Linked DNA regions of Homo sapiens: regions 1 and 2 are each linked to region 3. Evidence: chromatin loops called from intact Hi-C (ENCODE). Cell type or tissue: Panc1. All regions are shown on one strand. Links, peaks and the distances in the headings refer to the core of each region. The heading gives the core; the rest is flanking DNA.

Region 1 (5,405 bases), core at 318-5,317, 290 kb before region 3:
CAGGGGACACTCTGCCAGATCCGGAGGGGTGGAAGTCAACGGCGGGTCTGGGATGGCGGTGAACAGCAGTGGTGGATGGCGAGCGAAAGCTCACCTCGAGCCGTAACAAACACGGACCAGAAGAGCGTGCAGTTGCAAGATTTAATAGAGTGAAAACAGAGCTCCCATACAACGGGAGGGGACCCAAAGCGGGTAGCCATTGCCGGCTGGAATGCCTGGGTTTACATCCCGATCATTGTCCCTCCCCCGTGCTTTCAGGCAATAGATGATTGGCTATTTCTTTACCTCCTGTTTTTGCCTAATTAGCATTTTAGTGAGCTCTCTTTACTATCTGATTGGTTGGGTGTCAGCTAAGTTGCAAGCCCCGTGTTTAAAGGTGGATGCGGTCACCTTCCCAGCTGGGCTTAGGGATTCTTAGTCTGCCTAGGAAATCCATCTAGTTCTGTCTCTCACCTCCAGAAGGAGCCCATCCTACAGACACCGTGATCTCAGACTTCCAGCCTCCAGAACTGAGAGAATGAACATCTGTTGTCCAGGCCTCCTGGTCTGGGGTCATTTGTTGTAGCAACCCTGGGACATTCATGCAGGCCTATGGGATGGTGTGTCGGGGGACCCCACCCACACATTCTGGGGTCCTCTGGAAGGACTCGCAGGACTCGATATAGAGTCATCCTGTTGTCTAAGGTTTATAACAGTGCCACAGCTTAGGCGGAGTCTGCAGGCATCCATGAGCAGACTGAAGCCCCCTCCCTCTCTCCTTGAGGGGACACAGCACATTCCCCACCCACTAGGAAAAAATGCAGCCACATGTGTGAAATATTTCTCCCTTGGGAATCCTGTCACGTAGGCACCCTCAGCCTGGCACGTGCCACAATTCCCGACTTCTGGAAGGAAAGCTGGGGTTTTGCTTGCATACACCACAGTGTTGGCTCAACACGCCATGGGAGCTGCTGCCGCAGGGCTGGGTGTCCCGGCCTCTCCATGTAGGGGACATTTCAGCTCCCAGATGCCAGCTAGGGGCCAGCCCTGCGGGCAGGACTTTCTCAGGGCAGCAGCCACAGGCCTGCTATGCTCACTCTTATCTGCATGGGTTGATATGGTTGTTATCCCTTTTTACAGATAAGGAAACCGAGGCTAGAGAGTGTAAGCCCCTTGCTCAAGGTCAGCCAGCTCATAAATGGCAAAGCTGGGTGGGATTCAAACCCAGGAGTCCAGCTCCTAACACTGCTATTAACCTTCCTGCTTCCTGTCTCTCCTGCTCAGGGCAGGGGCTCAGTAGATACTTGTCTACTAAAGGGATGCATGGAGGAATAAAAATAAGAATAGTCACATTTATTAAGCATTTGTTACCTGCCAGCCTTTGACCTTCACACGGCTCCCCTCCATAATCCTTGCCAAACGTCCAATATCATGGAAACTGCTAGTGCTCCATTTTGCAGACGGGGGCGCAAGGACCTGGGGAAGTGGAGTGGTTGGCCCAGGAGGTTTGGAGCCTGGGTCTGAGCCCAGGGTCTGCTCTATGTATCCGTTCTCTTTTGTAACATTCTGTGCTGATCTACATAAGACAAGCTGCAGATCTGTGTAAAGGTGAGCTTAGAGGACACGTTCCCAGAAAGACAAAGCAGCTTACAAAGCAAAATTCCGTATGTCAGAATATGTTCAACGCTGCGTGGCCACTGAGATGATAGGGGTGTGGGGCTGCCTGGTGCCCCAGAGTGTGCAGCCGAGGCCCTGCCCTCAGCAGCTCCAAGCCTCCCCGTCTTCCCCTGCTAGTGGCAGAAAGCAGGGTCCAGTATGATGCCATGGAACCTGCCTGGACCCCAGAGAGGGCAGCAGGGGTTGTGAGACTAGTTAGAGAGGTAGCCACAGCCCCTGCCCACACAGCTGGAGGGAAGGAGCGTGCAGGCGGCGGTGGATTCAAATGCCTGTTCTGGGAGAGGGTGTGCTCTGTGCCAGGCAGCGTGGGGGCTTCACCTGCTAACCTGGGCTCTTCTCCGGTTCACCTCCTGTCTATCCCTAGGCCCAGCACCGTGGCCAGCCCCCAGGATCAGTGAGTGCTCCTGGAACCCTTATTATCCCTGTTTCAGAAAATGTGCCTCTAAGGCTCAGAGAACCCAGGCCAGCATTTGAGCGTTTTCAGGTAAAGGATCTTTCCCATCAGAGCCTGGACATTCAGGAAGGGAGCTTTCCCTGGCTGGAGGGTGGAAGAGAGACCTCCAGCCTGGAGTCTGGAAGGTTCTCTGCCTCGCTCTGGGAACCTGCCTCTGGGGGAGCTGGGGATGTCTCCTGCACCTGCTCGCACGGGGGCTGCAGCTGTCACCCTGAACCCGCTGCGGCCAGTGAGGAAACGAGCTCAGAGCAGCAGAGCCATCTCCGCAAGATCACAGAGGCCTTTGGCCCCAGGACGTCAGTGGGGTCCGGGGCTCGGTGAAGCGGCTAAGTCATAGGCTTGGCTTTCTGCACAGGCACAGCTGGGAGGGCTGGGTATTCAAGAGCTGGGCAACGGAAAGCCATCCTGTAAGATGGAAATAAACTTGTATTTCCAACAATCGGAGGGTGATGCAAAAGTGGCCCTACGATGGCCCCAGCACTGGGAGGCCCCTCCGGAAGCCGCGGCGTTCCAGGAATCTGCTGGCGCGGTGTCTTCCCTCTTGTGGCCTGTCGCTCGCCTGGTAGGAGCGGACTCACTGCCTGGCGTCCCTGCTTGTGGCCACTAGATGGCAGCCGCGGGGTGCGGAGCCGAGGGCGGCCTCCAGGAGTGAGTCCCTTCCGCACGAGAAAGGCCGGTTGCCAGGAGAACCTGCTGGGCCTTGTCCCCAGAATCTCCACTGTGGTCCCACTGCCACCACTGCAGGCCGGGGCCGGGGCTGGGGACGTGCCTGGAAAGCCACTGGCTCTGCCCGGGTGCCCACAGGGCACCAGAGAGGCCAAGAGGTTGGACGCTCACAGGGCAGGGATGGGATGAGGGGCCGGAGTGCACCCCTGCACACAGTTTCTGCAGGAAGCCCCTGGAGGGTGGACACCCACAGGAAGAAGGCTGCCTGCGCGCTGGGCGCAGTGGCTCACACCTGTAATCCCAGCGCTTTGGGAGGCCGAGGCAGGTGGATCACCTGAGGTCAGGAGTTCGAGACCAGCCTGGCCAACATGGTGAAACCCTGTCTCTACTACAAATGCAAAAATTAGCTGAGTGTGGTGGTGGCCACCTGTAATCCCAGTTACTTGGGAGGCCAAGTCAGGAGAATCACTTGAACCTGGGAAGCAGAGGTTGCAGTGAGCCGAGGTCACGCCACTGCACTCCAGCCTGGGCAACAGAGCAAGACTTCATCTCAGAAAAAAAAAAAAAAGATTATGAACAGGGTTTTCATACATAGGAATTGTGCGGGACATTTCGAAGTACTTCTGGGATCTTGCTTTTACTAGTATCGTTACTTATTATTTTGTAATCATAGCCGTTATTATTGCTGTATTAGTATCTTCTTAGGGACCCAGGTGCCTCCCTGTAATCGATGTCTCTCTGCATCTGGGGCCGTGTTAAATCTAGATATTTGAAGCAGCACTTCCCAGCTCTTCGGTTTTGTCAGCATTTCTTGGAAACGTGCTGTCTGGAAGGTGTTCAGCATTGCCCAGACACCTGGACTTTTCATCCTTGTCCTCCCTCTCCTGCCACTGAGGCCCCGCCACTAACTCTTATGGGTCCATGGTATTCAAGTAATGTCAGAGACCATGGGGGCCAGAAAGCTCTTTATTTCCACCTCCTCCTACCGCTGCCTTTGCCAGGCTACTCAGAACCCAAATGTGGAAGGCATGGGCCACAAGTTCCAGGCTGGGCTCTGCTCGAGCTCACCGGGGGGAGGCTGTCACCTATGTAGAATTTCCTCAAAGGCTTTTTCTGCACCAGTTGCTATGATTATCTGTTTTTCTTCATTAGTTTGTTTATATGGTGGCTTACATCAATAAATTTTTCAAATATTGAACCAGCCTTGCACTCCCAGGATAAAGCACACTTGCTCATGATTCCCTTTCTACTAATATATGTCTGGATTTGACTTCCTAATATTTTAAGGATCTGTGTCTATGTTCCTGAGGGATGTTGGTGTATTGATGTCTTATGCTGTCTTTGTCTGGTTTGTGTATCAGAATAATGCTGCCCTTATAAATTAATTTGGGAAGCGTTCCCTCCACTTCTCTTTTCTGGGAGGAATTGTGTAGAGTTGGTGTTGCTGCTTCTTGAAATGATTGGCAAAATTCACCAGCGAAATCACTGGAGTCAAGAAGTCTTTTTCAGATGCTTTTTAAACTACACAATTGTCAGGCGTAGTGGCTCACGCCTGTAATCCCAGCACTTCGGGAGGCCGAGGTGGGTGGATCACTTGAGGTCAGGAGTTCAAGACAAGCCTAGCCAACGTGGTGAAACCCCATCTCTACTAATAATACAAAAATTAGTCAGGCATGGTGGTGCACGCCTGTAATCTTAGCTGCTGAGGAGGCTGAGGCAGGAGACTCACTTGAACCCAGGAGGCAGAGTTTGGAGTGAGCTGAGATTGCACCACTGCACTCCAGCCTGGGTGACTGAGTGAGACTCTGTCTCAAACACACACACACACACTTAATATCTTTAATAGATGTAAGACAATTTATCTCCTTCCTAGGTGAGTTCTGGAAGTTTGCAACTTTTAGAGAATTAGTTTATTTTACCTAAATTGTCAAATTTATCTTAGACTTGGTCACAGTATTCCCTCATTATCTGTTTAAAGTCAGCCCTGTAGTGATATCATCTCTTTTAGTAATTTGTGTCTTCTGTCTTTATTTCTTTGTCAGTCTTACTAAAATTTTTATCAATTTTATTGATCTTTTGAAAGAACTACCTTTGAACTTCATTAAGTTTTCTCCTTTCTCCCTGTGCTTTTAGCTTATTGATTGCTGTCCTTATTTTGTTATTTGCTTCCTTCTCCATGCTTTGAGTTGATTTTGTTCTTTTTCTATTTTTTTGACTCAGGCTGTGGTCTATCTTGGCGAATATTCTGTGGACATTGAAAAGAATGTATATTATGCTCGTTATTGTTGAGTGCGGTGTTCTTTAAATGTCAGTTCGGTCCTTTTGATGGTATTTTTAAGTGTTTATAGCCTTGCTGACTTGTCCTCTGTTGTTGATTGCTGAGAACGTAGGAATGTGGAAATTTTCCAGTATCATCGTGTGGCTGTCCATTTTGTTTTTTTTTGTTTGTTTTTTGTTTTTTTTTTTTTAACAGTTCTGTTGGTTTCTGCCTCATGTTTGTTTTGTTGTTTGTTTGTTTTGTTTTGTTTTGAGACAGAATCTCACTCTGTTACCCAGGTTGGAGTGCAGTGGCATGATCTTGGCTCACTGCAACCTCCATCTCCTGGGTTCAAGCGATTCTCCTGCCTCA
Region 2 (5,405 bases), core at 276-5,275, 610 kb before region 3:
CCCCTGATCCTCCCAGGCCTGTGGGAGGTTCTTTGCTGGAGCCCCACGTTATGTCGTTCTGGGTCCAAGCTTTCTGGTTACCTTCCTGCCAGGGTGGGACTGTGTACAGCCCAGCGTGAGCTGCCTGGTAGAGATGGGAGTCAATGCTTGACTGGAAAGTTAGCATTTAGAATGGGATGGAGCCACATGGGTTGTGGTCTTCCTTCAGATTGAGGTTTTTCTAGTGTACTGTGGTACCCACCGTGTCCAGGTGCTGAGGCGATCACTGTCCATCTAGGTATCGAGGTGATTGCTGTGTCCAGGCCCCAAGATGACCATTGCCTAGGCACTGAGATGACCACTGTTCAGGCACCGCAGTGACCGCGGTGTCCAAGCCTGGGCTTGGTCACGGTAAGCACAATGCCAGGTAGCACAGGAAGGGCCAGCGTGAACAGCAGCCAGGTGGAGAGCCCAGGAGCTCCACAGTGCCAGCCAGGAGTGGCTCATTCTGGCCAGGGGACGTGGGAGCAGTGTTGGAACCAGGCTGTGGTGCTGGCAGGTGACCCTCAGATCTGGGCAGCTGGCATGCATTGGCTCCGGGGGGACATTGTGAACAGGGTTCTGGCCCTTTGTGCTGGCATGTGCTTGGCAGCCTTGGAACTGGGACCGAGCCTCACTGTGGGACGTGGGTGCTGGCAGGTACTGCACCTTTCCAGATGAGCACCTCCAGGGTGTGAGAGTGTGGGGTCCCTGCCAGGTGGCAGGACCAGAGCACGGGAGCCCTTCCCCGTGTCACTCTGGACCTGGGGCTCAGGGTCTGCCCCTGGGCACGAGCGGCCGAGCCTCTGTGGCCCCCGTGTCTGGAGCCGCAACAGTGAGCTGTGCTTTCAGGGGATCAGCTCTGAATTGACCTGGGAGGTCAGTTCCATATTCTGAGCCCCTCTGGCCTGGCAAGGTTCTGTTTGGAGAAGGAAGAGAGGCATCCTCTCTCTCTGAGCCTCCAGAGGGAATGAGGACCCTTGAGTACCTGCCTTCCCAGTCAGCCCTGACTCTTCAGGGACATGCGGGGAACAGGAGAGGGGATGGGTGAAGACCCCGAGACCAGCACCCCACCCTCTGCACTTTGGCAGGTCCTCTATCCTGCCCTCCTGACATAGGTGACATCTTTAAGAGACCTCATCTTTCCAAAAATCATGTTATGAGAGTGATGGGCTCCATGGGGAAGGTGGGCAAGGGCCGCAGCTTTATGTGGGAATGCCAGTCATCTCTCCTTTTGGAATTATAGCATGATGTCTTTTGTCTGTGATCATTTCAGGCTGAACAGCACACATTAGTAGACCCAAAGTGATTGTGTTTGCTGCATAGGGCTGCCACTGCAAAGTTCCTCAAACAATAGACATTCATTATCTCACAGTTCTGGAGGCTGGAGTCCCAAACGAAGGCGTCGCAGGGCTGGTTCCTCCTGAGTCCTCTCTCCTTGGCTTGCAGACACCGCCTTTTCTCTGCATCTTCACAGGGTCGTCCCTCTGTGTGTCTGTGTCCCCAGCTCCTCTTCTTATAAGGATACCAGCCAGGCCAGATGGGATTAGGGGCCCCCTAATGGCCTCATTTTAACTTAATCACCTCTCGAAAGACCCTCTTCACATACAGCCCCATGCGGAGGTACTGGGGGTGGGGACTCCAACGCATGAATGCTGCAGGGATGCAATTCAGCCCGCAACACCAACAAAACTGAACTAGCCACTTTCTGGTTTGCATCACAGCCCGTCCGCTGCCCGTGTTCCTGCATTCATTCAGGTGCATTGGCCTCCTTGACTACTGGGCCAGCAGGAAGACCACAGCCAGCCTTTGAAAACCGTGGTATGCGGGGCCACGGAGCAGCTGGTGGCTCAGGCCATGCGAGGGGGATTTGCTTGTGTTTGGACGAGACGTTGTTTCTCTACTGACGGGCAGCCCACTTCCTGACCCAGTGAGAGCCGAAATGATGTGACTCTTTGTTGTGTGGGCTGTGGTGTCTCTACCTCATGTCACAAGGCATATGTTTTGGGAGAAATGCCTAAGTGTGGTTGGGAACAATTTTGTTTGGGGCACAGAGCCAAGCAGAAGTGATAGGGGGTTCGTCTCAGCCGACCTGTGCTGCTCCCCTGCAGTGCAGTGACCTCCCCGCTGCTCTGGTTGCTGTGCTGGGCATTGCACAACCCCAGGTGGCGCCGTTCCTCTTGCCATAGTTTTAGGTCCTGTAGATGTATCACCAGTGTCCAGCAGGTGGCGTTAAATGGCTTGAAGGAAGGAGCACCCTTTTTTCTAATTCACACCAAGTCTTGTGGTTGCACAGGGCGGGTGGGACGCTAGGCATCGCTGGGGCAAACAGTCTCGAGGGGAGCCATCTCCAGGTGCCCCTGCCCAGGCCTCAGCAGGAGATTCAGAGGCAGCAGACATGGGTGGAGCCTCCCACACATGCATTTTCCAAAAAGCACCTCAGGAGAGTGGGTACGGGGTGCAGGTGTCAAGGGCAGTGTTTTGCCTTTCATCCCATTACTCTCCACCCTCCTATCACCCTCTCAGCTGTCTCAACAGCCAGAGACCAGACACCCTTTTCAAAATAAGAAAAGGAGGTTAGTGTTGCTTCTCTTGTGGGAGGATGAATTCCTTCTTTTAACACTTTGGTAGCTTTCAGTATCTTTGTGTCAAGCGAGTTCGTTCTTTCTTTCCTTCTTTCCCTCCTTCCCCACTTCCCTCTCCTCTCCTTCCCTCCCCTTCCTTCCCCTCCCCTCCCCTTCCTTCCCCTCCCCTCCCCTCCCTTCCCCTCCCCTCCCTTCCCCTCCCCTTCCTTCCCCTCCCTTTCCCTTTCCCTTTCTCTTTTTCTTTCTCTCTCTCTCTTCTCTCTCTTTCTTACTCTCTCTTTCTTTCTCTCTTTTCTCGGAGTCTCACTCTGTCTCCCAGGCTGGAGTGCAGTGGCGTGATCTTGGCTCACTGCAAGCTCCGCCTCCCGGGTTCACGCCATTCTCCCGCCTCAGCCTCCCAAGTAGCTGGGACTACAGGCACCCGCCACCACACCCGGCTAATTTTTTGTATTTTTAGTAGAGACGGGGTTTCACTGTGTTAGCCAGGATGGTCTCGATCTCCTGACCTCGTGATCCGCCCGCCTCGGCCTCCCAAAGTGCTGGGATTACAGGCATGAGCCACCACACCTGGCCTATTAACTTTCTTTTTAAAATTGTAAATTACTGTTTCCATTTCCAGCTTATAGAATAGTTGCAAGAATAGTACAAGGAACTCCCATATGCCCTCCACGCGGAGAGCACATTTGAGTGGTGACGGTGTCCCAGTAACATCCCTGATAGAAGAGGATCCAGCCTGGGACCTGCCTGGAGCCTTTCCATCTGGGAGACTCCCTCGGGCTTCCCTTAATTCCTATGGCTGTGACTGTTTTGAAGATTTTGGGGCGGTCATTTTGTTGGGTTTGCTCAGTGTTTGCTCGTGATGGGATCCAGCATATGCATTTGGCAGGAATGCCTTAGAAAGGATGCTGTGCTGTCAGCATCACACCTTCACGGGGATACATGGGGACCATTCGCCTGGTACTCATTGTGGAGGTCACACCGACCACCTAGTCAGGTGGGGTCTGTTGGGTTTCTCCTCTTTTGATGCAGGGCAGGTGAGCCCAAAAATGGGGGCTTAGCCCAGGAGGGCTCTTGGCTCCACCCAGGAAAGAATTCAAGGGCAGGATGGTGATGTTGGCAAAACCTTTATTGAAGCAGCTGTGAACAGCAGCAGAGACTGCTCCTTGCAGAGCAGGGCTGCCCCAGAGGCAGTGTACCCAAAGCAGCAGCTCAGAGGCCGGGCTGCACTCACATTTATACCCACTTTTAATTACATGCAAATTATGGGGCAGGTTCTGCAGGAATTGCTAGGAAAAGGGTGGTAACTTCTGAGTCGTCAGGCCATTGCCAGGGAAAGGGGTGGTAACTTCTGGGTGTTGCCATGGCAACAGTAAACTGATGTGGCACACTGATGGGCGTGTCTTATGGAAAGCTGCTTCTGCCCCGCCCTGTTTTAGCTAGTCCTCAGTTTGGTCCGGTGTCTGAGTCCCGCTTCCTGAGTCCCACCTCCTGCCTTACTTTGCTCCTTTGTAATTAATAGATCTTGTTTGGTGATCTTTGAGGCTATGCAAAAATCTGTTTTCTCATACCCCTTTCACCTGACAGTTTTGGCATCCATTGGCCTTTCTTGCCAGAATTAATGCTATTATGGTTGCTAAATGGAGATTTTTTTTTAATCCTACCATTGCTTCTACATTATTAGTTGGCTTGCTGTTGTAAAGAAAAGCTTTCTCTTCTTGTTTATTTATTCATATATTTACAACAAGGCAGACTTGCAGAGTTCTCTTTATTCAGGAGGTAATAATCTGTTATTATTATCCCAGTTTTAGCCAGTGGGTGTCCCTTCAGGATGGCTCCTGTGTCCTTGGGACACAGCCCCATTGATTTTTTTTTTTTTTTTACCATTTCCTTTATTTCTGGCACAACAAGATATTTCAAGCTCACCTTGCTCTTTCCTTGCCTCAGGAATCAGCTGCTTCTCCAAGGAGCCTGATTCTTTTTAGTGTGGAGTGGTATTTAGAAGCCAAGGTGCAGGTGCTTGGGGTGCTGATGGCTGCTGGGCTGTTGCTGGTCCTGCACCCTCTCAGTAGGCAGAGTTAGGGATGGGTAGACACACAGGCATCCACATTTTCATTTTTATTAGTCTCTATATTAGGAACCGTGAGTTTCTACTGATACTCCCATTCCAAGCCAACACCACAAGGCATATTCTAGTTTTCTCCTGTACTGTATTTGTAACTTCCTTGACAGTGAGAGCCCAGCTCCCATTCCCTTTCCTGAGTGTCCTTGTGTGTGCAGAGCCCTGCGTGCAGCCGTCTGTGGACCCTTCTGCCCACCACCTGGCTTGGATCCCCCTCACCCCCCTGCATGGCAGCTGCATCTTCCTCAGCAGGTGTGAGCTCCGTGCCTCAACCACCAGGGGTTAAAACAGAAAGAAGAGACTAGCCGAAATGACACTTAAAAAAAAAAAATTACTGCTAGTGCTAAGACTGTGGGATTCTGGGTGACTTTTGGTTTTTGTTCAGCCCTTTTCTGTATTTCCCGGGTTTGTGTGTTATAAAACAATGGATGTGGGAAAAGTGGAAAATGGAAGCATGCTCTTGGGAACACGCCTACGAGACATCCACCCGGAGTCAGCGGTTCCGTTTCATCTCTTCCCATTGAGCCTATTTTGCCCTTGCAAGGGAAGAGTGCTCTGGTGCCATCTGACTGATGGAACTTACAAGCTCATAAATTCAGATTAACCGGGGGAAGGGGAATAATGAGTGTGGATTAATTGTTCAGTGTTTTTATGCTAACATTAGTTGTCTTTATTGACCACAG
Region 3 (5,405 bases), core at 248-5,247:
AGTTGGTATTACCTCTGTGCTCAGTGCCAGGCAAAACACTAGCTCAAAGGAGAGTCAAGGAAACCGCTGGCAGACGATAACCAGTCGAAACTCGTGACTTCGGTTTGTTGAACTTTGGCAGCCAGTTGGTGAGGGCCAGATGTTATTCCCTTTCTTAAAGATACTCCAAGCCACATGCCACTAACCACAAGCAAGCTGGCTGCAAGACTAAAGAGCTGATAACATAGTTTATTTTTACACTGTCTTATTATAGAGAAGTAATAGACCTATCAGAACCTGCACTGACCAACAAATAAACACATGTTGCCAAGATGAATCGGTCTCTATCTCTATCTGCTTATTTTGGTACTGAAAGCAATAGTTCCTCATTCAAATCACCACCCACTGTTCTCCCCCTTTGGGACATGTTAGGACGAGGCCCTATTCCATGCCCCTCTTTAATGGTGGAACAAATGTTAAACTGCTCATCTAAAGATCATGTTGATATTATTCCAGGTTTTAAGATCAACTTTTGTTACATACTGTAATTTAAATAAACTGCATTTACATGCCTAGTTTCTGTAATATTGTGTATACAAAACCCAAATCTCTCAAAATGTAAATTATGTATACCTGCCAAGATACCTTTTCCAGGGTGTCTGCGCACATTTTAAGTTAATTCACATAATATAAAAATTACTCAATGTGACTGTTGATTTGCTGAACTTTACATATCACAAAGTGAATTATTTGTGATACTTTAGTTAATAAAATGGTAAATTTTTTTCTCAGTTATTGAACAAGCAAGCATTATCCAGTTGATCTGGCAATGACTTTTTGTGTGTGGGCCACAATATTGATTTTCCCATTAACAATTTTTTTTTGTTTTTTAAATACTAATATGTTTCACACTATAGTTTGTGTAACAACACGTGTTCGCATTATCTATGTTGCTGTTACTTTTGTGCTTTTATTCTTTTTAGACTTTATAAAAAAAAAAAAAAGCTCCTGTAATTTGCACTTTCTCCCAATCCTTAAATCTCTTGTATGGCAACCAAAATTACTGTAAAAAAATAAATATACTATTGCACTAAGGTTGTGGTTCTGATTGCAAACAAACAGTGAACACTGTCTGAATTAAACAAAAAGCTGCCCGACTTGCAATCTAATGTAGATTATCTCAGGCATTGTGGCCAGCTCTGCCTCTCTAAAACTGACCAGAAAAATCTCTCTCATCGAGTAAACAGGCTCCTGTCACTGAGCTAATCTGCCTTGGTTCCATTTCCTTATTCTCAATTTATCAATGGATACGTGCATGTTATTTCAGAATTATGCAAAACGTCAAAATCTGCTTCTGTGACCGCTGCTATAGGCGTGGAGCTGAGGCTCGGCTTTTCCTTTTGTTCTGGGTGGAAGCAGCGGTGCCGCGGAGGGCCAGCCAGATCCGGACCCTTCCCTTAGGGTCCAGTCTCCCCACACCCCAGCAGGGTGTCTTCTAGCCATAAGGCCAAGGGAGTGGCAGAACTGGGCCGCCTCTCTGGTTGACAAGCAAACCACATGCTAAGGCTTGGAGCAAGAGAGAATTTGTGTCTATTGGCAAAGAACTAAGCCAGGAAGACATGGGCCATCCCTCCGCTTTAGGGAAGCATATTTTAAACCTAAACGTTGAACTTCTTCTTTGGCCTCACCAGTGAAAACTTGTTGTCTTTAGTTCCTAAAGTTTCTTCTACTTTGGCACATTCCCCAGTTGAGCAGCAGCCTCTATGCTTCCACGTTCAGGAAAAATTCCAGTCCTCATATCTTTTGTAGTTCACCCTCAAGCTCTCCCGCTTCACCATCCAATAGTTTCTCCCAAACCTTGGCACCCCCCTAGACTTTGCTTCCAATGGTTTCTTCCAGACCACTTTTCCTAGATGAATATATTCGTTTACCTTACTAGGAAAATTATTGGAAGATTTTTTCTTTTACTTGAAATTGGAGGCATTTTAATAACTGGCGAACTGGAATGTGTTTCTGTATTTGTAGACAACCATGAACCCATGCAAGTAGGTGAACATTCCACAGTGGCTGGGTGACCACAGCAGCTGCATGCAGACAGGACTGCCCGTGCTTTGTGGGGAATCAGAGAATTTCCAAACTTGTTTCTCAGACTTCCGCAGATCTCATCACTTTGATTTCTAATCCATGCTGTATTGGTGATTTTGTTTATCGTTCCTGTAACTTGTTCTACATTCCACAGTCTTTACCGTTTTATGTTCAAAATTACAACAATCCCTGTCCATTGATTCCACTCTGGAACTCTTTGTTCATGCCAATTTTGAAATTTTAATACGAGCCTTCAAATAAACACAGAAAAGAAAAAAAAAAAGGAAAAAAAATAAAGTGTGTGCCTTGGGTGTTTTGAACCTGATCTGCATAAAACCATATTGTATTCAAATGCTGTATCTTTCATGAAAGGATAAATATATCTTCAATGTATTAATGTAGCTGATAAAATAGTTATAGTGCCTTGTTTTCTGAACTGAGAAGCCCATATCAATGCACAACGTAAAGAAAGGACGGTTCGAGCTATGAAATGTTGAGGACACCTACACGTGATTCTGGAGCCTTTCTCATCATAAGACTGTGGAAAATACACAGTCGTTTAAGTTAAAAATAAAAAGTAAATTGAAATAAGATTGTGTTATCAATTAATTTTCCATTAAAAGTGCTCTCTACTGTATCATTTTCAGTATTTTCATTTAATTAAAATACAAAATGTGTTTGAGGATTTTCATGGAAAGGAGAAAAGTTTAACCACAGGAGCCCTGGGCTCTCTGACCTACTCCCCTTGTGCTGTGCCGCCCCCCGGTGGTACTCATTGGTAATGCTTAACGAAGCCATCAATATCAATCATTTCGACGTTTTGTTATAAATATACACAAATTCATTTTTAGTGATTGAGGCCACTCATTGCAGGAAAACTGTTTCCATTTTTCACAAGTGAAAGTGGCAACATGTGTGTTTTTCTTTCGACAAAAAAACGATGTGAGAAGTACATCAGTGTAATTCTTGTCTCAATGCTGTCATGCTCCATTTGCTTTAAGTGCGAAGCTTCCCTGAGCAGCCTCTGCCTTTCTAGAGGATGAGCCTGCGGTGTAGTGAGCATATTAGGGCTGCCATCTGCCTGTGGGACCAGAATAGCCACAGCAATAGTGAGCGTTTGTGGGATTCCGGACAGATGGGAGCGGCAGCAGCCCCATCTTCTCGGGGGCCCCCCCGCAAACAGGCCGCAGAAGTTCTGGAGGCAGAGCACTGCCACAGGCTGTCCTGCCACACACATCTCTCCAGGGAGTGAGGAGCTACTCAGATCCAGAACTCCCCACTGTGCCTGCTCAGCTCACAGACTATTATCGGTGTGGCTATTTACCAGCCAGAAGAGTCCACTGGAATTCAGACTGTGTAGTTTCAGGCAACAATGCAGCCAATAATCCAAGAACCTGCAGGGTGCTCAGGGAGATGTGGCCAAAGCTTCTTGGTCACCCTGCTCCACATGTGCTGCTACCTCCGCTCCAAGTATGAAGCATGTGTCTGAGAGCCAGAGGAGGGGCCCTGGCACTGCTCACAGCCACTGGGTAAGACCTGGCAGCCAGGCCCTAGGCCCCCATGAGGTAGGGACCACGGAAATGGCCCAGTTCACAGGACAGAGTGTGGAGACCCCTCACCAGCCACCTGCATCTGGGGGCCGGCCCCTCTGACGCGGTGCTCCTGGAAGGCAAGCCATCCTGCCATTGCCCAACTGTAGTCATCTCTGCCCAAGATGACTGCAAAAACAGAATTAAGCGTGTTCTCCAAACCCCAGAACCCGGGGAGTGGGAAAAACACATAGCCCCTGCAGCCCTGCAGAGGTGGCCACAAGCACAAGCATTCTGTGTGTATACCCAAGAGGCGGTACAGGTTGGAAACAGCACTCAGTCTACCTAGTGCTATCTGGGACGGGCACCGTTCAGATCACTGCACCCACCACGTGGCTAAAAGCCCTGTGAGGTAACAACTAAAGCCCTATTTCCCAGATGAGGAAACTAAGTCTTGCCAAGGTCCACAGCAAGTGGAGAAGCAGAGGTTGCTGTGCAGCTTCCCAAGTCTATCTACAGGTGACAGAACCCAGCCCGGGGCCTTGGGAACCATCGCTGGCTCCGAATCTGCTCCACCCACAGGGTGCTTCCTCTCCCTGCCCCATCTGACGTCATATGTGCAGGGCTAAGAATTCAGGAGGCGGGGCAAGGGGGGAGTCCCTACCAGCTGAATCACCTCAGGGTTGTGGAAAACGAAGACCGAATTCAGTGGCAATCTGGTTACCTTAATTCACTCCACTGGGATCAGGAGAACCAAGACCTAGAAACCCCTGTTTCTCAGAGAAAGGACCCAACATTTGTAAAGTCCCCTTGGCTTAGAGGGCATGTGACACATGGATCTGCTTTAATTCCCACAAGAATCCTATGAGGTTAAGCATCACTGAGGTGACTATCTCCTTTTCTCACGAGGACACCGAGGCTTGGAGAACCAGTTGCCATTGCCCATGGCCTCCAGGCACCTACACAAGTTATCCCCAGACTGTGGGCCCTCACCATGGGGGCAGAGTTGCCCGAGGCCAGTCCTTCCCAGGTCCTCCATGAAGCCTTCCTCTTGTGGCTGTGAACTGCCCAGAGCCCTCCCAACACACACCTCTGTGGCCTCAGCCAGCCAGAGCCCATTTCTGTTGCTTACAACCACCATATGACAGAGCTCCTAGCCCCCCACGATGATGATGTGTTTTCTCCCACAGCCCACGGCCTCCCTCTGCCAGTCAGAACTGGGGCAGCCCTTTCCTCTCCTTCCACTGTCACCCCCATTGGCAGAAGAGAAAGGCGGAGCTAATGAAGAATGAGATGGGGGTCTCATGGCTCCCGAGTGAGCCTGGAAATGGCTTGCCAGCCCCATGCAGCTGTGAAGCTCCACTTAACGCCAAGGGCATGGCCAGCTGCCCTCCTGGCCTTGGAGCCACCTGGGAGAGCTAAGAAACGCTCCATCTTCACAAGTGGGAGTTTATACAAGGTGCCCGATAGAGACATCGAGGCTCCAGGGAAAACCACACAGCCTGAGACCTTTAACACCCAGCATGCTTGCTGGGAAAGACCAGCCTCCCTCGCCAATAGGCATGGGACCAGCTTTCTCCGGTAGGCCCCAGGAGGGCTAAGTGGAGAGTGTGGTGGGAAGGAAGGAGACCACAAAAAGAGAGGTCTAGAAATAGCAGGAAACACAAGCCACCTGTGCATTCATAGCAGCGACACAGAGACGGCCACACTGACCTCAGCTCTGCCACTCTGCCCACCAGGTCCAGAGCCATCTGGCCCCACCCACCCTCCTCTTCGGGCTTCCTCCCTGCTCACCTGGCTCCAGCCACAGTG

What was found. Peaks named below come from ENCODE experiments on the same cell type or tissue, not always from the same donor. Only the 100,000 strongest peaks of a DNase experiment are listed, where the experiment ranks them.
Region 1: it touches region 3 in a loop (14-fold over the local background); 93 of 110 quality-filtered maps call a loop at or near these places.
Region 2: it touches region 3 in a loop (25-fold over the local background); 15 of 110 quality-filtered maps call a loop at or near these places.

What each region holds. Positions count from the first base shown.
Region 1 is chr11:70,753,013-70,758,417 of GRCh38, reverse strand. All of the region lies in intron 14 of SHANK2 (SH3 and multiple ankyrin repeat domains 2), which reads left to right. Among named protein-coding and RNA genes, the nearest start is that of SHANK2-AS3, 110 kb to the left of the region's middle. RefSeq lists an enhancer at 2,423-2,472. In Panc1, for the core only: CTCF peaks have their summits at 2,450 and 2,719 (motif pointing right); a DNase peak (open chromatin) is centred at 2,767.
Region 2 is chr11:71,077,250-71,082,654 of GRCh38, reverse strand. All of the region lies in intron 8 of SHANK2 (SH3 and multiple ankyrin repeat domains 2), which reads left to right. Among named protein-coding and RNA genes, the nearest start is that of SHANK2, 170 kb to the left of the region's middle. In Panc1, for the core only: a CTCF peak has its summit at 2,221 (motif pointing right); a DNase peak (open chromatin) is centred at 2,204.
Region 3 is chr11:70,465,101-70,470,505 of GRCh38, reverse strand. SHANK2 (SH3 and multiple ankyrin repeat domains 2) reads left to right here. Exons shown (of 26, transcript NM_012309.5): 26 at 1-2,652. Among named protein-coding and RNA genes, the nearest start is that of CTTN, 69 kb to the right of the region's middle. RefSeq lists an enhancer at 57-266. In Panc1, for the core only: CTCF peaks have their summits at 2,554 and 2,842 (motif pointing left); a DNase peak (open chromatin) is centred at 2,825; H3K27ac peaks cover 289 bases.